Regions from separate parts of the Mus musculus genome. Here regions 2, 3 and 4 are each linked to region 1. A link is a loop called in an ENCODE intact Hi-C map of the cell type or tissue named here. Cell type or tissue: heart. All regions are shown on one strand. Each heading gives the region's core, and the rest is flanking DNA. Links, peaks and the distances in the headings are about the cores only.

Region 1 (8,424 bases), core at 2,245-6,244:
ATGGAGACAGCCCAGAGGCCTTCAGACTTCTTCCCTCTGAAGACTGCCGAGCTCTGTGTATGCTTCTTGTCACTGACATTCTAAAAGCAGCTAGGTATCCATCTATCTGTCGAGACATCTGAAACCTCTTGCAGGAGAAGCCTAGCTGTTCTTGGAGCAACATGGGAGCGAGAGCCAAGTTAAGTTCTTTTTGAATTATTAATTCATTAGATACACCGTTACTGTTTTACTCTGAATAATTAAGAAAGATTGATGCTACCTAAACTCTGGCACAATCTTTTCTTCTCATGCCCATCCCTTTGGCTTACTCTTATCTATCTCTCAAAACCCATCTCAAGGGTCATTCCATTCCAAGGCTTTTTGTCCCTGCTCCCAGGCTACTTGGGGCTCCCTTTCTTTTCTTTTCTTTTCTTTTCTTTTCTTTTCTTTTCTTTTTTTCGGTTTTGGTTTTTTTTTTTTTTTGAGACAGGGTTTCTCTTTATAGCCCTGGCTGTCCTGGAACTCACTTTGTAGACCAGGCTGGCTTCGAACTCAGAAATCCGCCTGCCTCTGCCTCCCGAAGGCTGGGATTAAAGGCGTGTGCCACCACCGCCCCGCAGGGCTCCCTTTCTTAATCGGTGCTTCTTAGTCTAATGATGGAGTCTCACAGACCAACCTCTTGTATCCACCCTTGAATCCCATACTGAAGTTCTAGCTCCCTCTCCAGTGATATTTGAAGGTGTATTTGGGGACTAAATAGGGTGGGTGGGTCTAGGAGTCAGCAGTTCTCAACCTTCCTAATGACTGCAACAACCCTTTAAGACAGTTCCTCATGTCATGGTGACCTCCAGCCACAGAACTATTTCATTGCTATCCCGTGACTATAATTTTGCTGCCGCTGTGAGTTGTAAGGTAAATATCTGACATGTAGCCACCAAAGGGGTTGCTCAAAGGTTGAGAACCGCTGGTCCAGGACTGTGCTGGCTAGTTTTATGTCAACCAAACACAAACTATAGTTATCAGACAGAAGGGAGCCTTAACTGAGAAAATGTTTCCAACACAAGCCTATAGGGTATTTACTTAATTAGTGATTGATTCAGAAGGGCCCCGCCTATTGTGGGTGGGGCCACCCCTGGTTCTGCTTGCTACAATAAAGCAGGCCGAATGAGCCAGGACGAGCAAGGCAGTAAAGCACCATCCTCCATGGCTTCTGCATCAGCTCCTGCCTCCGGGGTCCTGCCCTGTGTGAGTTCCTCCTGTTCTGACCTCCTTCAAGGATAAACTGTGATGTGGAGGTGTAAGGTGAATAAGCCCCTTTCCTTCCCCAATTTGCTTGTATTTATGGTGTTTTATCATAGTAAGAGTAACCTGAACGAAGACAGAAATTGGTGCCAGGCTAGTTGGGTATTGCTGTGACAGACCTGACTATGTTTGGGGGGGGGGGGATTATGAAAGGCCTTTGGAACTTTAGAAAAGCCATTGAGTGTTGAGAGCTCAGTGAGCTGTTCTGTGGGAGCTTGGAAGATTAAGAATGTTGTAGGCAGGGGCTGGTGAGATGGCTCAGTGGGTAAGAGCACCCAACTGCTCTTCCAAAGGTCCTGAGTTCAAATCCCAGCAACCACATGGTGGCTCGAAACCATCCGTAACGAGATCTGACTCCCTCTTCTGGAGTGTCTGAAGACAGCTACAGTGTACTTACATATAATCAATAAATAAATCTTAAAAAAAAAAAAAAAAGAATGTTGTAGGCAGCGCAGACAATGGAGGCCTGGCTTGTAAAGTTTCATAGGGAAGCAAAGACTCTACTGGGCTATTTGTGTAAAGAGTCTGTGGTTCTGGTTAGCTGGAGCTGAAGAATTAGCTGTGATTAACAAGAGACTAGGGCTGGTGAGATGGCTCAGTGGGTAAGAGCACCCGACTGCTCTTCCAAAGGTCCAGAGTTCAAATCCCAGCAACCACATGGTGGCTCACAACCATCTGTAACGAGATCTGACTCCCTCTTTTGGACTGTCTGAAGACAGCTACAGTGTACTTACATATAATCAATAAATAAATCTTAAAAAAAAAAAAAGAGACTAGAGTCACTGAAGTAAAACCTGTGCTTGTCTGGGGCAATGGATGCTCGTCAGCTGGAGCTGAGAAATTAACAGTGACTTAGTTCTTCTGACTAAGAAGAGACTGGTATCAGAGAGGCAAAATCTGGGAAGTGTTTCTTGAGAGTCAGTATGCTGAAGCTATGTTCCAGAGGTAGCCAAGGTTGTACCTCATCTTGGTGGCCCAATTTGGTCATGGAAGAGTTACCCGGGTGGTAGCAATTTTGAAATCATGAAGGAGTCACGGAGAGCACTGTGAGAGACCAGGAAAGGTCATTGGTGAGAGTGCAGCCCAGTTGCGGCAGAAGACCCTAGCATTTTGGAGATGACAGTACCACAGGATGACCACCAAGAACTACAGCCGCGGTGGAGTAGAGCCACAGAGGCTGAGAAGACAAGCTGTGTGTGCTGCAGAGGGTGGAGCTGGAGAAGTGACCGAGCCCTTTGAGGGGCCCCAGAAAATTGTGAGTGAATCCCAGACATTAGACATTAAGTTACTTACACAGTTGGGGAGTGGTTTTGCCTTGGTCTGATTGTGAGTGTGCCCTGGTTCTTCCTTCTCGAAGTAAGAAAGTATTTATCTTTGATTTATCTTTTAAAAGAGACTTTGGACTTCTAAACAGAGTGAGTTTTAAAGTTTCTGTATTTGTTTTTTTGTTTGTTTGCTTTTTGTTTGTTGGTTTGTTTGTTTTTAATACACTGTCACTCTCTTCAGTCACACCAGAAGAGGGTGTCAGATCCCATTACAGATGGTTGTGAGCCACCACGTGGTTGCTAGGAATTGAACTCAGGACCTCTGGAAGAGCAGTCATCAGTGCCCTTAACCACTGCGCCAACTCTCCAGCCCCAAGTTTCTGTATTTGTAAAAAGACAGACTTTTTAAGTTTATGAATGTTTTATATTGTGATATTTATATTGATGTGATCTGTGGTCTTGGGTGAAAAAGAAAGGAAAGGTGGTGACTTAACAGTGACGTTTGTGTCAACTAGACAAGGGATCAGTTGTGCTGGATTATTTAGACACAAGCTATGGTTATCACTTAACTAAGACAAGGAATAAGGGGTTACAGGGCTGTGTGTGCCCTGCAGGCCGTCATCCATAGAGTTACTTAGCCTTGTTTTTGGTCCCAGCCTCCAGAACTGTAAGGTGGAGCTGTCTCTAGTAGACTTGCCCACCTGGTTACTTTGTGACCACAGCTGAGCTGACAAAAGAGCTTCCTGGAGGGAGGGGCTTTCAGCCTTGCCCTCAACACCTGCTGAGACTGGCTTGTGGTGGAATTTCCTTGGACAGTTAACAGGGCAGGCAGGGTGACCCAGGAAAGATTCCCAAAACATTGGGGTCTAGTCTTTCTGTGTCCTGTCACCTAACCTGCCCTTCCCACCAAAAGTCCTAGAGTCCCCAAGAGAGCCTAGAACCTGGAGGTGCCTTGCCTCTCAAGTGGGTGGGAAGGAAGAGATGCTGTAGGTTTTGAAGGTTCCCTCTATCTGTCACATTAGGTCAGATCTCGACTCAGTCACATTCCAATGTGGCTGTCCATCCCTCATCCAAAGGCAACAGAAACCTAAAGGATTTCCCCTACAGTCTTTAGGGCTTCATTCTCTACGGCATCCATAAATCTGCCATTAAGTAAATTGATTATGCTTTTCTCTTGCCAATCTGTAATCTGTCTGTTGTGGTAGGAGTGTTAGTCGGGCCCTTTGTGCTGGAGGAGAAGGCTCCCACCTGCCTCGCCCTCCCCCCACCCCCACCCCTCCCCACCCCTCCGCACCCCTCCCCACCCCTCCCCACCCCTCCCCACCCCTCCGCACCCCTCCCCACCTTGTCTTCTTGTCTTTGTTATTTACACTTGAGTTGGTAAGGTATTTCACCTCAGGGGGAGGGAGCAAGGGAAAGCTGCAGATAAGACCTCTCTCAGTAACTTGCCCAGAAAGTCAGTTTCCCCAAGGCAGTGAATGAAGCCACCTCCCCAAGCCCCACGGCCACCCTGGGGCTGCCACCAGAGGACAGCTAGTATTGAAAGTTTTACAGTCAGCCTGGTAAACACAATGAGTGAGCTACCTTTGGCCATCTCTGGGGAAAGGCCCCTTTGTGGATGTAGAAGCTGTAAACAGCTCCGACTTCCTGTGCGGGAGAGCAGCCAATCACAGAGAACGAGAAATCGGGGCGATCAGGGTCAGAGAGGTGGGCTGCACCAGGAGCTCCTATGGAACGTGCACCATGGAAGAGGGGCTACCCTACTGCAAGGGCTTCCACTGAGGGGGTTCCTTTTGCGACGACTCCAAGACTGGCTTTAGGGTTCAGGACATTTTTCTCCCCCATCCTGTTCATTGTATAGTTCTGTTCTACATTTGGGCTTCGCTTCTAGTTTCCTAGTTGAAGTGGAACACCGACCGGGGATTTGGCACCACCTAGTGGTCATGGAAAAAAGCTGACAGTTGAGTTTTTGAATAGTTCTGAATCCAAGTTCGGAAACAGTGGCTTACACACAAAGATGAAAATACTACACAGCAGAGAGAAGAGCAGACCCTGGGAGCCTCGCCACCACAGTCAATGAGCCCTCCCTTCTGGCGGGCACCTTTGTGGGGAGGGCGCTGCTGCTCCTATCGAGCCAATTCTTCCCTTTTTCTCTCTCTCTCTTTTATGTTTTTTTTTTTTTTTTTTTTTTTTTTGGGACTTTGGGTTTTCTGAGTCAGGGTTTGTTATGTAGCCCAGGTCAAGGTTCACCTTGACCTTGAAATCCTCCTTTCTGTGCTTCGTAAGTGCTGAGATTGAAGGCATGTTCCACGATGACCAAGTTTAGCCCATCTTTCTAAAAAGAAAGCTAGGAGTAGTATTTGCTCGGATCCCTCAGGATAGTTTAGGTCATCGAGTGCTCGTGTGTGTATAAGTGCTACACACACACACACACACACACACACACACACACACACACACACACACGCATATACATTGGAACACACTTAACTTATAATCAGCTCTGCTCCTGATGGTAGAAACTTCCCAGGTCAGCCCACACATCCCTGGTAGCCAAGGAGGGATGGGGTCAGCCTGCTTGTCTCTGATCACCTGATCTATGAGTCTCCCAGCTTCACCTGCTAAGACTGAGGCAGCATTTGAGGACCATAACCTTGCTTCTCGTTACTTATTAAGGTGCTTCTGGCTGTGGGAATGAGGTCCACTGAGGAGGGGGAAATGTCCTAAGCCCAGAATCTTGTGCACCCACAAATCTCACACACCAGTATCTTCTAATTGAGATGCAAAGGCTGCCTTTTGGAGAGCCCAGGATCACTTCTCCAGAGGACACATGGTGCAGGGGTTAACTGGTTATTTTGTAGGGGGAAAATGCCTATATGATCTGTTTGGACACCAGACAAAAGAGAGTCACAAGAGACACAGCTGGGTGGACAGTTTCTAAGAACTGCAGGAGAAGGGTATTCGCAGAGCCCAGCATTTGAGTCCTGATGCATGGGGGTGGGGGCGGGGGGCATACAGAAGCCACAGACATGCAAGACACATCTCACAGAAATCCATGTTCCGGCTGAGCATCTGTTTGGTTCCACAGAATGAAAAACATTCCATGCAGCAAGGTTTTAAGAAGGGCCTGGAGAAGAAGTCTGTTATGGCACACTGCAGAAGGGGATGACAGTCCCCTGTCAACAGGAAGTCCATGTAGCGTGTCCAGGAAGCAGAGTGTAATTCTCGGGGCTTCTGTGCAAATGTGTTCTCTCTCGATATTCATGTACGAAGACAACGTAAGTCACTCAAAGAAGTTCGAGGAACTAAATGCAAGTCTTAACCAGGGTCTTTTACTGCATAGGATACAGTCCTCTGTAGGCTCAGTTCAGGGACTCTTTCTCTGGAGATATAAATGTGCATCTCCTCCTCAGAGGTTGTCCATGACAAACCAATGTGCTGTTCCAACTTGGGGAACCAATGTGTTTATTGGGCATACTTACAGAGATGGATGAGGGGTTACTGGGAGGAGCTCCACACCACAGGAAAGACTTGCCCCAATATACATGGTGACTCCCATAGTTGAATAGATGGAGTCTACCTGCTTCCAGTAAGCTTCCACAGGTTATAAACACTAGTGCCACCAGGGATGGAAAGGCTACAGACAATTAGGACAGAACTGCACAAGAATAGCCTGGAGTGCCCGAAGAAGTGGATGTTCCTTAGGCCTTCCTTTTACGATATATAGAATGTCAACAGTCTACAAGCCCCATCTTGGTGGGCGGAGTCTCCTGGCAAGCATCATATCAGCTCTGTAGATGATGGCTATCATGCTCTATAAGACAAACAGCATGAACCATTTCTTTTTCTTTTCATCAAAAATAAGCCTCTTGAAATATAATGAGAAAATGAGTGAAGGGAAGTTTACAACTCGAGGAACGTTTGACTGCAAGATCTCTCCTGGGACGGGGTGGCTGCACGGACTCTGGGGATGTGTGCTAGAGAATGCCCTTCCCGGAACTGAATGGGATGACTGAGGCACATTTTCCATCTGTGATGCCCACGACGCTGTGAGAGCAGTTCCCACTGGCCTCTAACCAGCCTGAAGCCCATGTTTCTGTGACCGTTTTCTTCCGAATGGAAAAACCCCAGCAAGTGGAGGAATCCCCACCAGGGGACCCTGTGTACCTCATGACTGTCAGATGCATTTCCTAGTCTGTGTCCCTAAGGAGTTTATCCTCGTGAAAATATGAGAATCAATATCATACAACTAGAATTTTCCATAGCCATGGCAGTGTGCGTTGGAAGCCTTGTTCATGTGGCTCCTGCCCACTGATGTTATCTGCCCTGCTGTTTAGAGAAGAACAGACATTTGCCGTTGTACGAGCAGCGTGACAAAGCTTTAAGAACCTGGTTCTGCATGCTGAGTACAAACTGTGATCTTAAGCCAGGCATCGTGCATATCTGTAACAGCAGCTCTTCGTGGAGTCCAGAGCCTGACTGAGCAACACAAGACCCTGTCTTTAAAACAGTTATGGAGGCCTAGGGAAATAGCTCAGCAAGCAAGCAGAATTCAGACCCCCAGAATTCACAAGAAGGCTGTGTGGGCATAGCAGCTCACCTGTAATACCAGCATCTGGGAAGCAGAGAGACAGGGAATTTCCACAGCGAGTATTGGAAATGACTTCTGTGTTCAGTAGAAGATGGAATCTCTATGTTCTACTAGTCATTGAAGAAACCAGCTTTAAGAGACCAAGTTTACCGTCTTGCCTGGGAAGGGAAGAGAGGTTTGAAAATAAGAGAGCTAGGTCAGAGCCATGCTTTTGGGGGCGTGGCTGACTTTGATGTCTCTCTAGCTGGCATTCCTCTGGCTTCTGCTTTCCAGGCATCTGCGGACATGGGATGCTGGCCATGGACACGGAATGCTCGCCGTGGAGCTGGGTTTCTGAGAACTGTGACTGCAGCTGGTGATCTGAGGTCACAGAAGAGGTCACCAGGCCCTCTTGGTTACCTTCCTAGTGGCTGTGATTCAGTGTTTAGCAGAAGCTACGGGCCCAGTTTCATTATGTTGCTGTAATAAAACAGCCCGATCAAAAGCAGTTTAGGAGAGGATACGGCTTAGCCTCCCTTACAGGTCACAGCCCTTCCCTGAGGGCAGTTAGCAAAGGAACTCAAACCAGAACAGGAAGCAGAAACCATAGTAGAACCCTGCTTGCGGGCTGGATCAACCTCGTCCTTTTACAACTCAGGATTACCTGTCCAGGAGATGGTACTGCTGGAAGCCTGCTGGGTCCTCCTTTATCAATTAACAAAATGACTGCCCCCTCCTAGGACATGTTCCAATGCCCATCTGATCTGGGCAATCGCTCAGCTGAGCATCTTTTCTCAGATAACCCTAGACTGTGTCAAGTTGACAGTTCGCCTAGGACATCAGCTTGAAGGAAGGCTTTGTTGTGGTCCACAGTTTGAGTAGTAGTCTATCAAGGTGGGGAATGCATGGTGCTAGGATTGTACAGCAGCTGGTCATGTGATATCTGTAGTCAGGACTCACAGAGGAATAAATTCAGGTGGTTCTTCTTTGTATTCAACTCAGGATCCCAGCTCATGAAAGAGGGCCACCCTGTTGAGGAGCAATCCCCTTTGGCCAGAGAAACAACACAGCAGTTAAGAGCATGTTGTTCTTGCAGAGGACCCAGGTTCAATTTCTAGCACCCACATGGCAGCCCACCCCTCTGACTCTATTTTCAGTAGGGTAACTACATACACCCAGGCAACACACACATAAAATAAAGTTAAATTTAGCTCTCAACTGCAGCTTATCCACATAACAAACACAGTACCAGGGGCAAGGATCAGAAAAAGGCACAGGGCGGGATGCCATGTGGGTACTGTGGCTGGG
Region 2 (8,424 bases), core at 1,803-5,802, 81 kb before region 1:
CCCCTGTGTTTATTACATTCCCACTTAAAGCTTTGGCTCAGCAACACAGCCAGCGACAGGACCAGCGGAGTTCTCAGGATTCCACTGTTAATGTGGTCAACCAGAAACACTTTAGTAAATACAATGTACCAAGAAGAGGATCCTCCGAGATGAACAGCCGTCAGCTTCATCGGAACAGCTGTAACCCCGTTCTCATGAATCCCCCAAGTTTGGGCTTGCCCATTGTCCAAGAAAGGAGTAGAGAGTTTTTGGACCCTCTGCACTTCCCAGACATTTGCATGAAATTGTGTCCCAATCACACATGGCCTCATTCTCTCTGGGTGCTGGCATGTATGTACAGGCTGTGGGAGGGTAACTAAAAGATGAAGTCCATCTCTGCACCCCATGGCTATCCATCGTTATCCATGCTGGGACTTCCTGGTACCACAGCTGCTTTGGGACCACCCACGATCCTGTAAGTAATCCCTCACTCACGCTCTGTAAATAAGCCCAATACACTCTTTAGTCCCTCAAGTTGTACTCTAGGGGGAACAGCACTTTGGTGTGTTGTTTGTGCTCTATGAGAAGGGGGTAGACCTTTGCCTATCTCCACAGTGGATCTTCTCAGCTTCCTGCCCCAGCCACCTGCTGCCCGACTACCCTGCAATCACGACTCCTAATCTTCTGGAATTATAAGCCAAAGTAAATTCCCCCTTAGGTTGTTTTAGTCTTGGTGCTTTATCGCAGCAGCAGTAAAGTTAACTGCAAATGCAAGGGGCAATGGGACTGACTCGCTGTCGGGCCTGGATTAGAGGGAAAGCCGATGGAGAGGATTAGTTTTACCTTCCTAAATAGGAAGAAGAGACTAGGAGGCTGGGGAGACAGATCATCGTGGATTTAGCTAGACATGGTGGTACTTGCCCATAACAGCAGCACTTAGATGTGGAGGCAGGATGATTATAAATTCAGAGAAAACATGGGCTGCATGGAGAGTTCAAGGACATCCTGGGCTACACAGTGAGACCTTGTCTTTAAATATATATATAATCTGGACATGCCACATCTTTTCTTGCACGCGCCTCCTGCATATGCAAGGCCCTGGCTTTGCTTGGTAGCACTGGGAGGGAGCGAAAGGGAAAGGAGGAAATCATGAGTTAGAATTTGCACTGGACACATCTTCTGATCCTGCCGGAGTCCTAAACAGATCTCCAGTGGGGATGGGGCAGAATGTTGTGAAAGGAACTTCATGCCAGGTAAATGACAAGCGTTGTGGCAAAAGTGTGCGACCTTCAAGGAAATTCGAAAAGTGCAAGATCCACATGCCTCGCCTAGAAACCTGAAGGTATTACTGGGCTCTACCTGATGAAAGCCTCAGTTTCCCCAGGACGTCAAAGCTCACTGGGCTTCTGCCTCAAGGTCATTCACAGGAATCCACGAAACCGTTTTCCTTCCTGGGAAATGACTCCTCCCGCCCCAGGCGTGGCAGCACCGCACTTGTCTTCCTTAGCAGAGAACTTCATGTTTCTATGAAGAATAATATGCCATGGGAGTTGTGACCTGAGCATCACGGACACTGTGATTCTATCGTTCTGTCTTTGTGTGCAGTCAAGAGTTAGTTCTTGTGGGTCTCCAAATACTCAGCTCCATTCCAGCTCCTTCTGTGGAATGGAAACCAGCTCCTTCTGGCTTCCTGGAAACCACGTGGCTTCAACAAGACAAGGCAAGACTGCTGGGAACATACCAGGGTGGCCACAGGAAACAAGTGCTTTATAAAGGAAGGGCAATGGCGTCAGAGGTGACATAAGATAGCATGTAACTGAGGTCACTAGGAGACAAACAGGACTGATGCTACTGGTGCTCTCAGGGAGACAGTAAAGAAGCTACCCCAGCTTCAAAGGGTGTGACGGTGACAGGTTCAGGAAGAGGCTGGCATGTTCTTATGTGATGCCACCCAGGCAGAAGAAAAGGGAGTTGTAGCTGAAAGATGCATTTGTATACTCAGGGTCTGACCTTACTGTCTAACCCGGGCAGAAAGAAGCTGACTAGATTGTGAAAGCCCTATTTGATTGGCACAAGTAATGGTCATAAGTGGACACTTGTAAGGACCCAGCTGTTACCAGCAACGTGATATCTGGCTCTGTTCTCATGGCTGCACTGACCCATTCTTATTCATCTCAAGATTTTTCTGTTCCATCCACGTCTACATTGCCATTGACGTTTGCGTTTTCCTTTGTTTAGAACATCATTCATTCTTAGCATGTTAATATCTCAAGGAAGCCACTGATCCTGGCTGGAAAGACATCCCCCACCTCATTTCATTACTGTCCTTACCCGGGAATGTCAGGTACTCTAGCAGTGACCTTTGACCTGGTCTTTGTTCCCCTCGCAGCAACATATTAAGAAACAAGCACACAAATTCCTCAGGTCCAGTGATTATAGAGTTTGTACAAATCCTATGCTGTGCATTTAGGGTCTCAGCTGAGCTTGCTGTTATGGCCTGGGGGGATGTTAGAAACGTGTTAAGACTCGGAGGAAGGTTTGAGAGGACTGGAGAGAGAACTCTATTGGTAAAGGATTTGCCATGCAAGTGTGCAGACCCAGAGTCTCAATCTCCATACAAAGTCAGGTACAGTAACACATATCTAAAACCCCAGAACAAGAGAGATGAAGACGAGCCACCCAGGCTGGCTGAGTCTGTGAGGGCCAGGCTCTATGAGACTCTGTTGCAAAGATAGGATATGAAGAAGCACCCAAACTCAACCTGTCCTACACACCATATACACATGTGCACACAGCCACACACCACATATGTACCACACATACAAAACAAACAAACACAGCACACACACACATGTGCATGCAGGTGTACACCACACACACACACACACATATTAACATAGATATACACAACATACACAATGCACAGAGTACACATACAACAAGCATGCATACACATGCATACGTATCACACACAGAGTCATGTTTGGAGGGCTTTTTTTCCCAGCCTTCCTTCTATCCAGATGAGGGACCAGTGTCGGAAACTCACTGCTGGTATCTGGTTTCATAAACCCAGTCTCATTCCCTCGTGTTAGAAGTCGCACACATCACAGACCGACTCCAATTCAAAGGCAGCCTGCAAACTTAAGACACTCAAGTAATAATCCCGTAATCAGAGAAAGTTGCTCTTTTGATTGAACAAACCTATGTTTTTAGCTCAAGATGTATGTGTTGCCTCTTCCAGAGTCGCTCCAGCCAGTCTCTGGTTATCACAGCCACAGAGAGACAGCTGATCAGTCTTCAGTGTGGGGTAAAAGCAGCGGCATTTTCAAGATTTCTGGTTTCACCCTTTTAACCCAAAGACTAGCTATAAATAGACGCGAAGTCTGGGGTTTCCATGGCTGAGTGCTGCTATAAATAGCTTTAGACATTTTCCCACTTCATGCTTTCTAAAAGAACATTCTCTACTTCCCTTCTTGGATAACCTTTGGGAATAGAGCAAGACCACATTCAGAAGTTTATTACGGGACCCTGACAGAATGGCTAATGAGCCTTCCAGCAACCGTGAGTGTCCCGCAGATATTAGAAACAAACCTGAGAATAAAAGGATTTCATAAGTGTATGCAGTTAAACTCTTACATGTAAACATATTTCTGAAAGAGACATTTTCAAAGGAAGCAGGCTGTTAATATTTTGCCCACTTTCTCATGTCCCTGGGAATGTTCTTCTAAAACACAAAATTAAGCCTAAATTAACCATTCATCAGTTCTGAAGTGAAACAAATGTACTCTTCTTTCCTTCTCTTGTCAGGCCACTGTGGGGGTGTGAAGAAATGCATTGCCTTCATCTCCCTCACAACACCTCCTAGAGAAAGAGGTGCTGGCCCAGCTACCGGGAGTTCAAAAAGTCTGTCTTCTGCATTGAGAATGCGCATGGGACCTTCTTGTAAGGACCTCGGGTAAGATCCTACACTGAAGTGCTCTCTGCTGGTGCTGCTGGCTTGTGGAAGCCGGAGCAGAGTCCCACAGAAAGGCCTCTGAGCATGTCCAATGCCTGCCTGCTAGCAACCTCTGCTGGTGGTTATTTTCAACAGAGAAGGAAGGGAACCAGCAGCTAAGTAAGCAGAGGAAAGGGAAGGTTCATACGGCCCCAAATCAGGTTCTGGGTTTGCTGTGTTTTGTTTAAAGGTGGACAAAAGAAGATCAGTAAGAGACGCTCAAGATACTGGTGATTTTTGAAGCAGAGTATTTGAGCACTTTTAGCGCTACAGAAAATATTGAGCAAAATATTGGACAAAATTGAAAAAACATTGAACAACAACAACAGAAAGAAAAAAAAAAACAAATAATGTTCCTAGCACTGTCAGTTTCCTCTGTTCTTAATGTAGCAAGATTGTGGGTTGTATTGGTTACAGTTCTAATATGTTGATTAAAATTAGCCCACAGTTTAAATTAAGGGTCACTGCTTGTGTTGGGCACTCCACAGGTTTGGGCAAGTAGAAAATGACACAAGCCACATCTTAAATGTTTTACAAATGAATAGATTTCTCTCTGCCCCAATCTCCCGACTCTCCACCTACTCATCTTCCTCCCCCCGAAACCCCTGTCAACTATTCATAAATGGTGGCCTCTGTGGTTCTTGTCTTTCCCAAGAAACTACCAGACTCTCCTCCACGAGGGCTATTTCGGAATATATTCCAATCAGCAACAAGGGAGTGTTTCTATTGCTGCCCAACAGCATCTGGGGGGCATCAGTGTTCTGTGCATGGCTCTTCTCATGGATGTGCAGTTCATGCCAAGGCTGGGGGGCATCAGTGTTCTGTGCATGGCTCTTCTCATGGATGTGCAGTTCATGCCAAGGCTGGGGGGCATCAGTGTTCTGTGCTTGGCTGTTCTCATACATGTGCAGGGGATGCCAGAGCTGGGGGCATCTGTGTGCTCTTTTCATAAGTGTTCAGTGAATGCCATGGCTGCATTTAATTTATAGTTCCTGGTACACATTGATAAGTGCCTTCTGGATGCTTATTCACCTCTGTGTATTTTCTATGATGAAATATATTAGGATATTTTCTCCATTTTTAAGTTGCCTATTTTTTTTTGTATTAAGTTCTGTCTGTATATTTACCTGAAGTGTTTTGCAAAACAAACATCCATTGCACAACTCATTTTTTCTTCTCTTCATCATTGAACAGCATTTGTCATGGAACCTCAGAGACATTTAAACTAAGAATTCAGCATAATGGATTCTTACTTTTTTTTTTTTTAAGTTAAAAAAGTGTGTGTGTGTGTGTGTGTGTGTGTGTGTGTGTGTGTGTGTGTGTGTGGTGCATGTGCATGTGCATGTGCCCGTGCACATGCACTCTGCTTGTAATGGTGCCTGCAGGGGTCAGAAGAAGGCACCGAATCATCTGGGTGAAGCTGTACTTATAGGCAATTGAGCCCCCTGCCTGGGTGCTGGAAACCAAGCTCTGGTCCTCTGAGGGAGGAGCAAGTATTCTTCATCATGGTGCCATCTCTCCAGGCCCACTTCTGATTTTTAAGAAGACCATAATACAAGGAGGAAGGTCATATAGTTGTAAACCAGATACAAGTATTTCACCCACTCAAGGGCATTCAACTAAATGAAGCAAGCCACTTACAAACAGACAAATACATGTAGTTAGTCATCTCCAGGGGCCAGACCACAGTAACACAAGGTGGAAGACAGCAGTCAGGGCTGCTTGGTGAGTACGGTTTCAGGTTTGCGGAATGCAGCTATCTGGAGAAAGCACTCATAGCTCTATGAATTTTCTTGGTACTGCTGGCACAGACATTTCCAATGAGCTAAGGAGGAGAGCTTCAAGTTATTGAAGTGGACGAAGTGCTTGGGAAGCCAGGCAAACGAGTGAAGAGATTGCTGTCTGGTGTGCTGATCCTCTAAACAAGCCTGTAGTTTCACACATTCGTTCTATTCTTTGGAAGCTTTTTTCGCCTGAGCATGGAAGTTATTCGATAGAATGCCAGGAGCATGCGCGAAGCCCTGGGTTCACTCCTCAGCATCATCTTCAAAATAGAACACATCAGCACTTGGGAAAATTGAGGCACCAGAGCTAAAAATGCAATGTCAGCCTCAGTCTCTGGTATGGTACAAAGTGAGTTCAAGGCCGGGCTACATCAAAATGTGTTTTACGTAATTTTTTGAAGGAACGCAAAAGTTGAGACACGGTGAATGACATGCAGGAGTCTAAAATAGGGACAGAGGCACAAATGCAATTCAACAGTGTACTTTGAAGACGTAGAAACCTTCCCACAAGCAAGCCTTGGGACAGAGCAAAGGGTCAGTGGGACAAGCCAATATCCAAAGGAACACAGTTGCTGAGGAAGAGGAAAACTTTAAGATAATAAGCCAGGCTTGGTGGTTCACACCTTTGATGCCAGCACTCAGGAGGAAAAGGCAAGTGGAGCTCTGTGAGTTCAAAGCTAACCTGGTCTACATAGTGAATTCCAGGGAAGCTAGGGTTACACAGAAATACTGTGTCTCAAGCAACGACAGAAAACATTAAACAACTCACAGAACCCATAGAGGCCTTACTGAAAGGAAGGTCGTCCACAAAACCCAGCCCCATAGCAGAACTGGTACAGGACATACCCAGATACCCAATTCTTAACACAAAGGAGATTTGTTACCCTAGAGGGACAAGTGGGGCAGGAACAGGGGCAAAGGGGCAGCAGCAAGAGCAAGGAAGCAAGAAAAGCTGAACAGCAAGAGAGAGCATCTTTGTAGGAGTGGGCTTTTAAGGAGAAAGGGGGTGTCCGTTCTGGGGTGAGTTGGTAATTCTGTTTGGACATGGTAGACAATGAGTTTTGATTGTTGGATCTTGGTGCTTCATCTCAGGAGCAAGTCAGTGGCCAACTAAGGCAACAGATGTTGGGGGCTAGCTTTAGAAATGTAACATTTTTAGCAAGGGGCAGGGAAGCGGGTAAAGAGGCCACATCTGTGTCCAGTGTTTGCCATACTGAGGCCTGCTAGAGCCTCTTCACTTACTGTGGGAGTCAGCTCACGCACAGCAGGCCACTGAAGTCAGTTATCCAGACAGAAGCCATAAGCTTATGAGGGAGCAATAAATGGACATTAAGAGGCTAGTGATAGTGCAAGATAAATTTGGTTCTAGTTATGGATATCCCTAGTTACAGGAAAGTCTCCTTGTAGGATCGGATGAAGGTAAGGCTAAGTAGGAAGACGTCTTGGTGGGAAGAGGGAGAGTCTCCAGATCTTGTAACATTATTAATCCTCTTAATCTGGTTAATAAGAGTATTATCCCAGTGTTAAAATTCTCAAGACCTCATTGTGACCTAAAGAAGTAAAGATGGGAAAGAAAGGAAACAGGCATTTTAACCAAACAAGAACCAAAATCAAACTATTTTCTGCAAAGCTGATGGAAATAGCTGGTGAAATAGCTTCATGCAAAAAGACACTGGCTACCCAGGGTGATGACCACAGGTCATCCACAGGTTGATCCACAGGTAGAAATATAGAATTGGCCTGCAGGAGTTGTCCTCTGATTCCACATGAGCTTCATGGGATATGTGGTATAATAATAAATAATAAAAGAAAGTAACAAATAATAAAATAATAAAAGAAAAAATAAATACAAGTGGCAGAGAAACATTGTCAAATGCTCAGCATCTCTAGCCACCAGAGAAATGCAAGTTTACATTACCTTGAAATTCCATCTCACCCAAGTCAGAAAACAAAATCATATTGAGAAAACAAAAGGAAGCAAATGCTGGTGAGGAATTCTGGGAAAGACTGAAGTCTCACTGTTGGATGGAATGTAAATTATTAATGTCTTTTGCCCCATTTTTCTCTCATGTCATAACCCTAAAGACAGACTTGGGGTCACTGGACTTTTCTCTTTGCCCTACCCCCAACACACCCACATGGGTTCAATATCTTTTTCTTTTTTCTTTTTTTTTAATTGGGTGTTTATTTCATTTACATTTCCAATGCTATCCCAAAAGTCCCCCATATGCTCCCCCACCCACTCCCACTTCTTGGCCCTGGCGTTCCCCTTTACTGAGGTAGATAAAGTTTGTAAGACCAAACTTTATCTCTCTTTCCACTGATGGCCGACTAGGACATCTTCTGATTCATATACAGCTAGAGACACGAGCTCCGGGGGGTACTGGTTAGTTCATATTGTTGTTCCACCTATAGGATTGCAGATCCCTTCAGCTCCTTGGGTACTTTCTCTAGCTCCTCCATTGGGGGCCCTGTGATCCATCCAATAGCTGACTGTGAGCATCCACTTCTGTGTTTGCCAGGCCCCGGCATAGTCCCACAAGAGACAGCCATATCTGGGTCCTTTCAGCAAAATCTTGCTAGTGTATGCAGTGGTGTCAGTGTTTGGAAGCTGATTATGGGATGGATCCCCGGACATGGCAGTCTCTTTATAGTCCATCCTTTCGT
Region 3 (4,000 bases), core at 1-4,000, 280 kb before region 1:
GTTAAGGGCACATGTTGTTCTTATAGAGGACCCAGGTTCAATTCCCAGCACCCGTATGGGAGCTGAAAACCATCCATAGCTCCAGTTTCAGGGGGTCATGGCCTCTTCTTACCTCTGTGGGTACTCTACACACATGGTGAACCTATATGCTCATACACATAAAAATAAATATGTGTAATAAAAATAAAATTTCAAAACTTATTTTTTAAAAATAAGACATATCTTTATGTAAAACATGTTAAATTGCTCTAGTATTATTTAAAGGTGTATACATGTTATTTAGAAGTAAAATCTATATGTAGACATAACAGAAATGCATAAAGGTGTTTTCATGTTTTGATATGATAGGTTTAGTAAGTGGTGTAAAAGATAAAGAAAATTGTGTGTCTCTGAGATGGCTCAGACTGTTAAGATACTTGACACCAAGCCTGATGGCCTGAATGTCATGACCAGAAGCCATTTGGTGGTGGAAAGCACAGATGCCTGCAAGTTGTCCTCAGATTTGCACACATGTAACATGAAATGAGCATACCCACAGAGCCACACACACACACACACACACACACACACACACACACACACACACACACAGAAATAGTAATAAAAATGAAACAAGGGTGAGGTTTCTCCTTTAACTGCTTAGGGTTACTCATCTTTTTTTAATTGGCAGTGGTCATGTGTGTGGCATCTAGGGTCACCAGATTTCCATTGTGTGGGGACTCAAGGCTTGAGACTATAAGTCTCTGATAAAAAGGCCCTTCTTTTAGAGAACAGAAAAATTTATATCTGAGAAAATAAACAATGAAGACAGAATAATTAGCCTGGCTCTCATCTCTCTGGTTTTCTGAAGAAAGTTAAAGTTTTAAAAAACTAGCACAAAAGCACTAAAATGTATCTTTTAGCTGTTGTCAGCCTGTTAAAGGAAGCTTTAAGACTGCTGCAGAGATAGGACCTAGGCCTGTGGAGGAGCATTCCTCAGGTGTCAGGACCTGTGAGGAGCAGTCCTCGGGGTCAGGTGGCTGGCAAGCAGGTGATGGCGACAGAGGAAGCCTGCAGTGGACATTCATCTCTTCAAAGTAGTTGGTGACCTAAGTAGTGATCAGCAGCAAGTATACTGCTTTAAGATTCTGCCTGTCTACCCTTCTTAAAGTCTCCCTGTGCTCTTAGTTTATGCACACTCTGGTTCATGCTGATCGTCCTCTTAGAAGAGGGGGCTGGATTGTAGGTGGTTTAGGCTTACAAAAGGTAAAAAAGCAATTTGGTGTCTAGTGTGGCATGAGGAGAATTGGTGCTGGCAATCTTTGGGTTATTATGTTATTTCCCCAAGTGCCTTCCCTTCCTTTGTATAGTTACATGGTCTTTTTTAGCACCTAGTTCAGTTACAGTCTCCTCCAAAAGGATTCTGAGAGCACAGTCTGTGTCCTGCAACAGTTCAGTCTCTTGAGCCAACCAGCCTGGGGAGACTGGTGGGCAACCAGTCTGCTTTGTTCTGACCCTCACTGGGTACAACGCGGTGTTCAGTACCTAAAACACAGGTCCCAATTCAGATACACTTGCGTTTTCTCTGTTCAGAGATCCCCTCAAATTCTCCTTCCTGTGTTCTTCCATGTATCTCAGAATATACCTGTTGGGATCACGTGCTAGCCCGCAGAATTTTCAGATATGTCTGTCCTTACCTGTTCAACCCACTCTGTCTAATGTGATAGATACATCTGTGTTGGAGAAGAATACGCTTGCTGCTTATATGACTCACTGACTGCTTTAGAGGGTGAAGGGCAACAGTTTGGTGGAGGTGAAGGAGTAACAGGGCTGGCCCAGCTGAGGACATGGGAAATGACAGGGGTCCAAGTGCCGCCTCCCTGGGCTCTGAAGTGGCTAGAGCTGGGTCTGTTGTCAGGGCTGCCTTGAAACATTTTTCCCTTAGCCACTAGATGGGGCACTAATGTTATGCATTTCTGAACTGTAGAAGTCTCTCTCATAGGAAGCAATTTCTGTTACTCATAGAGTGCTGGATAAATGTGAGGCTTTCTGCTATTAGTGCCGTTTGTTTTATCGCTGTTAATTATGTGTCTGTGTGGGTATGTGCACATGAGTTACCCAAGGAGGCCAGAACCATCATATCTCCTTGGAGTTGGATTTAAAGCTGGTCGTGACCTGCCTGACATACATTCCAGGAATTGAACTCAGTCCTCTGGAAAAACATTTAACTACTGAGCCTTCTCTTTAGCCTTGGGTTGTTTGTTTGTTTTTTGTTGCTTTTTGTTTTGTTTTGGGGTCTTTTTGCCTTGATTTTGAGACAAGGTCTCATATTATAGCCCGAGGCAACTTGCAACTCGCTATACAGATCATATTGGCCTGGAGCTCAAAGAGATCTACCTGCCTCTGCTTCCAACATGCTGAGATTAGAAATGTGTATAACCATGCCTAGCTCAGTATAAGTTTTTTTTTCTTAAAGATTTACTTATTTATTTTATGTATATGAGTTCTGTATCTGTCTTCAGACACATCAGAAGAGGGCATCTGATCCCATTACAGATGGTTGTGAGCCACCATGTGGGTGCTGAGAATTGAACTCAGAACCTCTGGAAGAGCAATCAGTGCTCTTAACCACTGAGCCATCTCTACAGCCCTCAGTGTGAGGTTTTATGGGTACTTCTTACCTGTTCGCCTGTGTGAACATGCAAGTTCCTTGCCTAAATATATGTTGCTGGCATCGTGTTTCCTTTCATGTGGGGACTAACACAATCCTGGATCTGAGCCTTTGTGTCCTGTCACTGATCAGTGAATTGTTAAGATGCTTGTTTTAAAGTGGGACAAAATGCGTCTTCTCTAACTAGTATGAACCAAGGCTTTCCCCAAACTCTTACCTACAAAAGATGATTGGTAATTTAATGAACTTGGGCTGATGGTCTGTGAGTTAAACAACTTTTGTAACCCAGAAGGAAGGTGGTAGTGCTTACACACCAGAACTGGTGCGGGCAGTCCATACTATCTGACCTTGTGCTTATGGTGGCTGGGATATTCTTAACGTGGTAATCGGGATCCTCAGATTCAGTCGTTCTCTGTTCAGATGAGTCCCAACCATCTCCTTTTGCTCTTCAGTAGAACAAGTTGGTACGAACTACTCTGTTAAACTCGTAACTGTGCTAGAAAAGAGGCACATACGATACACTTAACTCCTGCTCCTTTCTCACCGTTCTCACTGGGCTTTCTTGTTTTCTTTCTCCCTTTCTCTCCTATCATCTCCCACCTTCTCTCCTCTCACCATCTAACTGTATCTCAGGCTGGCCTTCAGCAGTCTTTGTGCCTCTGCCTCCCCAGTGTTGGGGTCGTCAGCGCGAGTCAGTGCATCCAGCTCTCCTGGTAGGACCATTCTGAAGCTGTGGGCTTCTGTAGGCTTAAATGTGGGCCTTTCTTAAAAGCAGCTTTGTAAAAGTGTGGCTTAAATCAAGTGTGGTGGCTCATGTCTGTAACACTAGGATCTGGGAGGCTGAGACAGGAGGATCACAGAGTTTAAGGCCAGCTTAGGCCTTCTGGCTTGTTCCAAACAACCTGGGGTACGATGCCAGACACTGTCTTTAAATGTCCCCTTTGAGTTTATAGATTGGTTTGTTATCTCATAATCACCAAAGTCAAAAGACTGGGGTTTTATATGCCAGAGTAACACCGCCCGCCCCTTTGAAGTCAGCACCTTTCTCCCCATCCTTCAGCCTGGAGCAGCCTGTGATCTGGATTCTGTAGGCAGTTCATTCCTTGATGTAGGATTTCAGGCAGATGGACTCTTCTCGCATGGACTGTTTGGCTTCCTCCACTTGAATGATAGTTTAGAGATTTCTTCATGTTTCATGCAGTAATAGTTTCCTTTGTCTAGCCAAGTAGTATCCATTGCATGTGCATACCACAGTGCATTTGCCAGTGGTGGAAATGTGAACGGTTTCCCATTTTTGGTTACTATGAATGAAGTTGTTATGGAGATTTGTGTTTGTGCCTTTCTGTGTTT
Region 4 (8,424 bases), core at 1,664-5,663, 52 kb before region 1:
ACATCCTGAAGACAGACGGACCATGAAGCACCTCATATGACAAGTACTTAGGCCTCACAAACCCTTCCCTCAACCTGCCACTGGAAACTGTAACATTCCCTTGTATTTCATTTGCTAAAAGCCTGGGGTTTTCTTGACCCCCCTAATCCAGAAATCATCTTCGGTTTGCCTACATTTTTTCTCTCCAACTCTAATTGTTCTTGAGTTTCCTCCTTGGGTACATTTTGAAATACTCTGCTCCTCAATGATAACAGGAAGGTGTTATTCTCACATTAACAAATACAGTTACCCGGTTAGTAATGGGGAAGCAGACACAGCTCCTCACTTGAAAAACTGAGTTAGATAAACTCCCTGGTAGGTGGGCGGGGAAAGGGCCAAAGACTAGGGATTAAAGGTGGAGAATATTGGAAGATGGATGGCTTCTTCCAGGTCCTCCAGACTTGAGACAATAGCTTGGCAGATTAAAACAAAGGTCTTGTTGACTTTTGTCTCCCCACCAGCGGGCCCCCTGCTGATGGACTGGTTCAACCAGTTCAAAGCTTGATGAAGACTTGTCAGACAACAGTCTGAGCCAATCTCCTGTCCTATATTTCTTCAAACTGACCAACCCTAATTAATTAATTAATTAGGGGAGGAAGACTCTTCAGAGGCTTAGAACATTCAGCCTTTGAAAAGACACTGGATGTTTTTGGCCGAGTCTCTGCTCTGCAGTGTATTTCTTTCTTTTTCTTTCTGTACATCTGCTGTCTCCCATGTGTTTCCTCAATCCCTAATAAACACCTTTCTTCAACTGCTGATTCTGTCTGTGAGGTGTTTGAGATTTCTCTGGTGCCTTAAGGGGGAAAAAAAACTGATCAAGATCTCTAGATTTTATCATCTTCAAGCCTCACCTTGGTTTTTGTTCCTGAAGACTATCACACTGTCATCCTCGGCAGCCAGAGGAGTTCCCCTGGATTTTAGGGACTTCAGCTCGGGCTAAACCAGGATTAGTGGATTTGATGTTGAAAAGAATTTATAGTGAAACATAGCTGGGAATTTTATTACAGGTATTTTAATGTAAGCTTAAGCATAAAGGGTTTTTGTTTTTTTTTTTTTTTTTTTGGTTAAAAAAAACACACAGGCTCACATTGTTAGTATTATCCAGATAAGCTATAGTGGTTCTCAGATTGTGCATCTAAGAGTCACCAGAACACCTTCCTATTTGTCTAGTTTTACAGCTATCTGTGTGTATGGGTGCATGCCATGGACACCTGTAGAGGTCACAGGACAATCTCCAATTCACTTTCTCCTTCCACCACATGGGCTCTGTAATCACTAAGGTTTGTCAATCCTGAGTACAGATGTTCAGAACCATCTTACTGTCTCCTCTCTTCTGATAAAACATGAGGTGGCCCCAGAGACGTTTTAGACAGGGTTATAATCTGATAAGGGAAAAGCCACATGTCCTTTCCTTACAAATGTAATTTCTACAGACATTCCTAGAAAATTGAAACTTTATGGTTGGGAAAGGAGAGGGGGCCCTCAGGTACCTTGTTTTTCTGTTGACAAAAGTTGACTCTTAACATTGTCAAGTAAATGCTCCCACAAATGGATCATCTGACTATTTGCAGAATGTCATAGGCCAACAGAGAGAGAACCCCTGAATTTCCAGAGACCTTCAGGTTGGCTCAGTCCCTTCTTTTTTGATGTGTACCTCAATTCCTGTCTTCCTGAACTCTTGTTTGCCAATCTGAATCTACAGTCTATCTGTCAAACAATTCCTTTGTCTGGACTGGTCTGCTGAACTGACAGTGAATTGTCTTGACAGTTCCTTTGCCTGCCCTTTTACCTCTGCATCTTCATTAAACTGGACAGTTTGTCATATCTGTGACCCACCAACAGCTGCTTTTCCCCTAAAGCTGGGTTTGTGGTTCATGTTATCGTGACAGACACTCTTATAGCCCTGTCAGTTCTCCAGCACTGGCTTCCCAAGGCTTTTAAAACTCCTTTCTTCTTTCTAACTCTTTGTAGTCACTGTAACCTATATATGCATATGTAAACAGAGATATACTTACAGAGTGATGTATGTGTGATCTGAGAGTTAATATTAGTAATTAAGACTGCAATAAAAGAACCTGTGTTTCCCTTAGCAAGGGCTACAGAGTAAAGTGGGCCTCTCTGGTGCCAGCGAAGCCACTGTACTTAGTGAAATTTATTGTCATTCAATACATTCTGATATCGTGTAAACTCCTAAGCACGTCCATCTGACATAGTGTGCTAATGACAGGAGTCACCTGTATGCCTTATGAAGCGCATCTCAGAGGTGATGGGAAAGAAACATGGGGCAAAAGATGAAGGGAAATCCAAGGCAAGGAAGCAGAGACACAGGCGTCAGTGGTGTGGAAAGGGAGAAAACTAGGGGCAGAATAAGTGACCTTAGGGTCACTTAGAGAAACCAACACACACACACACACCCACATATTTAAAACGTACTTTATACAGATCTGAGCGTGCGCACTGACCTGTTTCCTTCTATACCTTCTTGTATAGAATTATCTGGTCTCCACTAGTTAGGGCAGTGAAAGGACCTGGGCCCCTGGATAAGTTTTTGCTGTTACTTAACTATTCTAGTTTTCTGGAGGGAAGAGAACTTATGGATCCTACATGTATAGGGAAATACTTTCCTACACATTGAAAAGAAGAAATGTAGGATATTAGGAAAACGCACAGTAGAAACAAGTTAAAGAGCAAGAGGTTATTAAAGGGCAAAAGTTAAGGCTTTGAAAGATTTAATACAAGGAGGTGACAGTCCCGTGAAAGGTGAACCAAGGGTACAGGAGACGGACCCAGCCTCATTCTGCAACAGCCAAGAGGAGGGAAGGTGTGCTTCCTATGCACGTGGGGGCACGGGTGGCCCTCCGGCACGCGAAGACGCTGCAGTTGTCCATAACCTGCGGCATCGAGCTCCTCCTGTGCTCCACGACTTAGTCGGCTCACGCGTGTCTTGCAGGAAGCATCCTCGTGTCTCCACGCAGCTCTCGCACGCCAGCACAGGCCAAAACCCACCACCTCACTTCTTCCCGGGCTCATCCCCAGCCAGCATTCGCAGTCGAGCATGCGTCGTGACGAGGCCAAGGGACCGAGCCAATCAGAACACGTATTACGCCCATAAGTCGGCCAATCAGGAGGCGCCTTATTACCCGGGAGCCTTGCTTCACCCCGCCTCCCCGCTGACAAGCACGGGTCGCGCGGAGCAAAGCGAGCACCCCGAGGCGAGTGCGCCCGGCAAGCCGAGGCGTGCCCTTTCCAAGGCGGCGAGCAGAGGCCGTCACTGTCCCCGCCGGGTCCCGGGCCCCCGCGGCCCATGCTGGGGGCGGAGCCAGGGCGGAGGGCGGCGGCGCGGCCGGCCCCGCGCAGTGATTGGCGGGCGGCCGGCGGTGGCTGAGGTCCTGGTGGCCGCGCGGGCAACGCAGGCGGAGTCGCGGCTGGCGAGCCGAGAGGATGCTGCTGTCCCTGGTGCTCCACACGTACTCTATGCGCTACCTGCTCCCCAGCGTCCTGTTGCTGGGCTCGGCGCCCACCTACCTGCTGGCCTGGACGCTGTGGCGGGTGCTCTCCGCGCTGATGCCCGCCCGCCTGTACCAGCGCGTGGACGACCGGCTTTACTGCGTCTACCAGAACATGGTGCTCTTCTTCTTCGAGAACTACACCGGGGTCCAGGTGAGGCGCGGCCGCGCAGGGCTGCGTGCGAGCCCTCCCCGCGGCCGGGGCGGCGCTTGCAACCCGGGCGAACACTCGCAGCCCGGCGAGCACGTGCCGCAGCTCACGGCCTCCCGCCGCGGGGGGAAGTTTCTGGTTCTCACTTCGGGGTTCCTTCTGGAACGTCCTGCTGAGGCTGAGTGTGTTCCCGGGTCCGCCCCACCCCCGCCCCGGGCCGGCTGTTACTGCCCATCTCAGTGCCTGCCAAAGTAGGGCACTGAGTCCGAGGTGGTGATGCTGGGACTGGCTTCATTTGCACTTCCGAGGTCTTTTAGATTAGCAAGACCTCTAGGCGCTGACCAAAGTGACAGCTGTGAAGGACGACTCCTGCCTTGGGTTCCTCCCGGGTGAAAGCGAGGGCCTAGGGAGGAAATGAATACATTGGTTACAATAGGAGCCTCACTGTCGATACAGTTCTCTTCAGCTTGGACTGGGCTTCAATGTGGGCTGATCTCTTGTCAGATTGCTTTCTTCCTGCTACTGTTTCTTTCTTTCTTTCCACCCCTCCCTCCCCCCCCCCCGCCCCGTGGAGATTGAACTCTGAAAACAATAAAGAGTAGAAAGCTCTCCTAATGTGAATTCGTTATATGACATCCCATAAAAACCTACAGTTGTACTTCCTTTTTGGTTTTCAGTTTCAAAGAAGAGCTCTGTTTGGGTTCTCCCAGATGTATCTATGACTTTCCCCCCCATTTCTCAGTTCTTTTCATTCTGTGTTAGGGGGGTACTTTGGCGACTGGATCCCTTACTGAGTTTTGCGCCAGTTGGAGATTATGTCTGAGGTAGGGAATTAAGACCTCTCTGAATCACTATCTTTTTAAATGTTTTCCTAGGGAATAGGAAAATCACTGTTGCACATCAAGGTTTCTGAAAAATTGACTTTTAGAATAGGATTTCATTCAGAATTTTTAGGAACCCCCACACTGATGGTTTCAAACCTCCCTCTTACTTTACTAAGTTTGTCAAGTGAATGTATGGTCTAATCGTGGATAAGTATTTAATTTCACTAGCAGAAGGGACAAGACAGCGGGGAGCACAACTTAAAGTTGCTGACCTTGCACATGACAAGTACCCCTCAGACGCTCAGGGACCTCTACTCAAGTGCCACCTATATTCTTGCTGCAGAGACGTTAGGATGAGTCAGAATGAAGCAAAGTTAGTGAGTTTATTGATTGGGAGAGAGGACACGCACTTGAGGGGAGTCAAGTGCAAACCTTATTACCCCCCACCCAGGCTACAGCAGCTGTTTTCTAAGTGATTTTAGGGCTTTTAAGTTAACGCCTTAAAACTAAGATTAAGGAGAAGAGAAGGAAAAAAATGAGTTCTTCTATTCTTTCCAATAATGAGCTCTAAAAAAAAAAGAAGCAAACCAGGATCTCACACTGTAGTCTTGGTGGGCAGGAACTCTATGTAGACCTCACAGGCCTCAAGTTCACAGAGATCTGCCTGCCTCTGTCTCCAGAGTGTTAGGACTAAAGGCATGTACCGCCATGTCTGGATTAAACTCTTTTAGTTATATGAAATTTAAAACGGATTCATGGCGGTACTGAACAGTTTACATATGAGGGAGAAATGTGGTTAGGCAGTAATATGGATCAAAATAAAATCAAAGTAATTAGCTGATCACTGGTCACAAGAGTTTGAGATGTGAGCTTGTCTTCTGCCTTAGGTCACCAGCTATAGGGATAATCTTTTGTTTGTTTTTTGTGGTTTTTGTTTGTTTGTTTTTTTGTTTTTTTGAGACAGGGTTTCTCTGTGTAGTCCTGGCTGTCCTGGAACTCACTCTGTAGGCCAGGCTGGCCTCGAACTCAGAACTCCACCTGCCTCTGCCTCCCAAGTGCTGGGATGAAAGGCGTGCGCCACCACTTGCCTATAATCTTACTTGTAATGGTTTTAGAATATGTGCACAGTGGAGAGCAGTGTTCAAGCAGCTGTATCCAACCAATTCCACTTAAAGAGGGAGAGGGTGAGGGTGAGGGCCTCCTTTGCTATTCAAAAGCAGATTGTGTGGACATTGCATTGGATTCTTTTGTTGTTGCTGCTGTTGTTTTGTTTTGTTTTTGAGACAGAATTTCTCTATATAGCCCTGGCTGTCCTGGAACTCAGTTTGTAGACCAGGCTGGCCTCGAACTCAGAAATCCGCCTGCCTCTGCCTCCCAAGGGCTGGGATTAAAGGCGTTGCATTGGATTCTATGCAAATGTAGGTTCTTTTCTGTTTTCGTTTTTGCTAAAATTCTGAGTAATTCATGTATCCTTTCAAGTTAAAAAAAATCTTTGTGTGTGTGTATGTGTGAATGAATGTACTGCATGCACATAAATATTCATATCCGTGATTGTGGGGCAAATGTACCATGGCATGGACATGGAGGTCATAGGAGAACCTTGGGTATTGGTATTTACCTTCTACTTTGAGTCAGGTCTCTTGCTTACCACTGTGTGTGTGCCAGCTTAGCTGGCTTCTAAATTTCTGGATTCTGTCCTGTATCTGCTTCCCATCTCACTGTAGGAGCACTCCATAAAAGAGAGATGAGTGTCTGGCCTTGTATGGGTTCTGAGGCTCTGAATTTGGGCTCCTCAGGCTTGTGTGACAAGTGTTTTAGCTACATCTGCTAACTGCCCACACCAATATTAGAGCCTTTCGGGTCTCCTATTAGTACTGAAAGTGAGCAGTGTGTTCCCCTATCTGTAGGGGAAGTAATGCAGCCTTTGTAAGTTTTGCTCATTTTGCTAACTTGAAATCCATTAGAATGTGACCAGAGGGACTAGGGACTGAAGAGACGTCAGTGGTTAAGAGGACAGTCTGCTCTTACACTGGCCTGGATTTGGTTTCCAGATCCCACAATGGCTGTTTCTCAACTACCTGTAACTCTGGCTCCAGGACAGAGGTCTGACACCTCTGACCCCCATGGATACTAGCCCTCACAGGCATATATGCCTTACCTCCAGTATATATACTTCAAACATATTTTTAATCTTAAAAAAAGAAAAAAAAAGGAAAAGAAAAGTCTCTTTAACATTGTGAAAAGCCCATTTCTTAAGGCTAACACAGCAGATTATTTCAGGCTTAGTGGTTTAGAATCAAAGATTCTAGATGAATATTCACAGAGACTGTAGTAGTTGTAATAAAAATGAAATATCTTTTTTTCTTGTTTGTTTATATATATATTTTTAGACAGGGTCTCACTCAGTAGCTCAGGTTGTCTTAAATTCACTTGAACTTACAGTAAGCCTCCTACTTCAGCATCCCAGGTCCTAGCATTACAAAACTTAGCCACCACACTGCCTTTAACATTTTGATATTTAGAGAGAGAGAGTGTGTGTGTGTGTGTGTGTGTTGTGTGAGTATTGCATGTACATGAGTGTTCAGGTGAGCATGGCCCTGTGTGCACACAGGGAGTCCAGAGCAGGATGTGGGTTGCCTTCTTCTATTGTTCTATGCTTATTGCCTTGCCTTGGAGTCTCTCAACTCAACCAAAAGCGCATCATTTTCAGTGAGGCTAGCCAGCCAGCACACTCTTGGGATTTGCCCATCTATCTCTAAGTTCTGAAATTACTGGCATGTGCAGACATGCTCAACATCTCTTAGACATGGGCACCTGTGGTTCAAAATCAGGTACTGATGAAGAGCAATTTTTTTTTCCTATTGAATCATCACTATAGCCCTTTTAGAATTTTTTTTTAAGTTATTAAAAGTTAATGTGAATGGGCCAGTCTAATGGCTCAGTGGTCAAGGGCACCTGTCACTAAGTCTGATGACCTGAGTTTGATCCCCGAACCCACATAGTAGAAGGAGAGAACTAGTCTCGAGAGTTGTCTTCTAACCTCTACAAGCACAAGCTCAAGTCAACCCCATACACAAACAGATATATAGGTAGGTGGGTAGGTGGGTAGGTGGGTAGGTAGGTAGGTAGGTGGGTGGGTGATAGATTGATGTGGAGTTAGAGAGACGGCTTAAGCATGAAGACCTGAGTTCAGTTCCCTAGCAACCACATTAAAAGCCGAGCATGGCTGTGTGTGCCTGTGGCCCCACCACTGTGGTGGATGGAGACAGGGGGATCACTGTAGCTTGTGCGCTGCCTGTCTAGCTCCAGTTTTAGTAGAGACCCTTTGTTAGGGGAGTAAGGCAAAGAGTGATAGAGCAGGCCAGGAGAAGTCCTCCTCCTCTAGCCTCCAGGGAGTGTGCATGGCCATACACATGTGTGCATACGCTACTCACACCCACCCCCCAAAATTAATTCATGTTTTCAAGTATTAGAGTATTTATCTTCTCATTGCAGTGAAATCCAATAAAAGCTGGTTATTGGTGTTTGCAGGCCAGCTGTGCAGTGATACAATATGTGACTCCTCAGTACCTGGTGAATGCTTTCACCACCATTATACTGCTTACATTTGTTATTAACAATTAGAATGTACCTTAAAATATATTTCCCATGGCTTTGACTGCCAATCCCCTCTGGTCCAAATTCTAGTATTGATAAGATACAAGACTCTTGGGTTATCATTTATTTACAAATTAATTTTGGGACCATGACGGGGTCTGCAGAGTAGCTAGGGGTATAGAGGACTGTGCCAGCACTCCTTGGCTGAGAGCCTTTATGCAGAATAACTTTAAATGTTTCAGTGTACCCTGCTTACGCTATAGAGTAGTGTGAAAGTCCTGGGAATAAGATAGTGTGTAGGTGTAAG

What was found. Peaks named below come from ENCODE experiments on the same cell type or tissue, not always from the same donor. Only the 100,000 strongest peaks of a DNase experiment are listed, where the experiment ranks them.
Region 2: it touches region 1 in a loop (1.8-fold over the local background); 2 of 42 quality-filtered maps call a loop at or near these places.
Region 3: a loop joins it to region 1, with 13 times the contacts of the local background. A loop is called at or near these places in 20 of 42 quality-filtered maps.
Region 4: it touches region 1 in a loop (2.2-fold over the local background); 8 of 42 quality-filtered maps call a loop at or near these places.

Annotation. Positions count from the first base shown.
Region 1 is chr8:18,894,873-18,903,296 of GRCm38, forward strand. It overlaps Gm35934 (a long non-coding RNA gene), which reads right to left and starts at 7,419. Exons shown (of 2, transcript XR_870172.3): 1 at 7,147-7,419. In heart, for the core only: a CTCF peak has its summit at 4,483 (motif pointing left); a DNase peak (open chromatin) is centred at 4,289; H3K4me3 peaks cover 1,032 bases; H3K27ac peaks cover 1,023 bases; H3K27me3 peaks cover 584 bases.
Region 2 is chr8:18,813,943-18,822,366 of GRCm38, forward strand. No RefSeq gene overlaps it. Among named protein-coding and RNA genes, the nearest start is that of Agpat5, 28 kb to the right of the region's middle. In heart, for the core only: a CTCF peak has its summit at 4,052 (motif pointing left); no DNase peak of the experiment used is centred there; H3K4me3 peaks cover 374 bases; H3K27ac peaks cover 1,150 bases.
Region 3 is chr8:18,614,359-18,618,358 of GRCm38, forward strand. All of the region lies in intron 3 of Mcph1 (microcephaly, primary autosomal recessive 1), which reads left to right. Among named protein-coding and RNA genes, the nearest start is that of Gm25763, 2.2 kb to the left of the region's middle. In heart, for the core only: a CTCF peak has its summit at 1,916 (motif pointing right); no DNase peak of the experiment used is centred there.
Region 4 is chr8:18,843,080-18,851,503 of GRCm38, forward strand. It overlaps Agpat5 (1-acylglycerol-3-phosphate O-acyltransferase 5 (lysophosphatidic acid acyltransferase, epsilon)), which reads left to right and starts at 3,200. Exons shown (of 8, transcript NM_026792.3): 1 at 3,200-3,699. The coding sequence starts at 3,481. In heart, for the core only: a CTCF peak has its summit at 3,447; a DNase peak (open chromatin) is centred at 3,222; H3K4me3 peaks cover 2,874 bases; H3K27ac peaks cover 1,821 bases.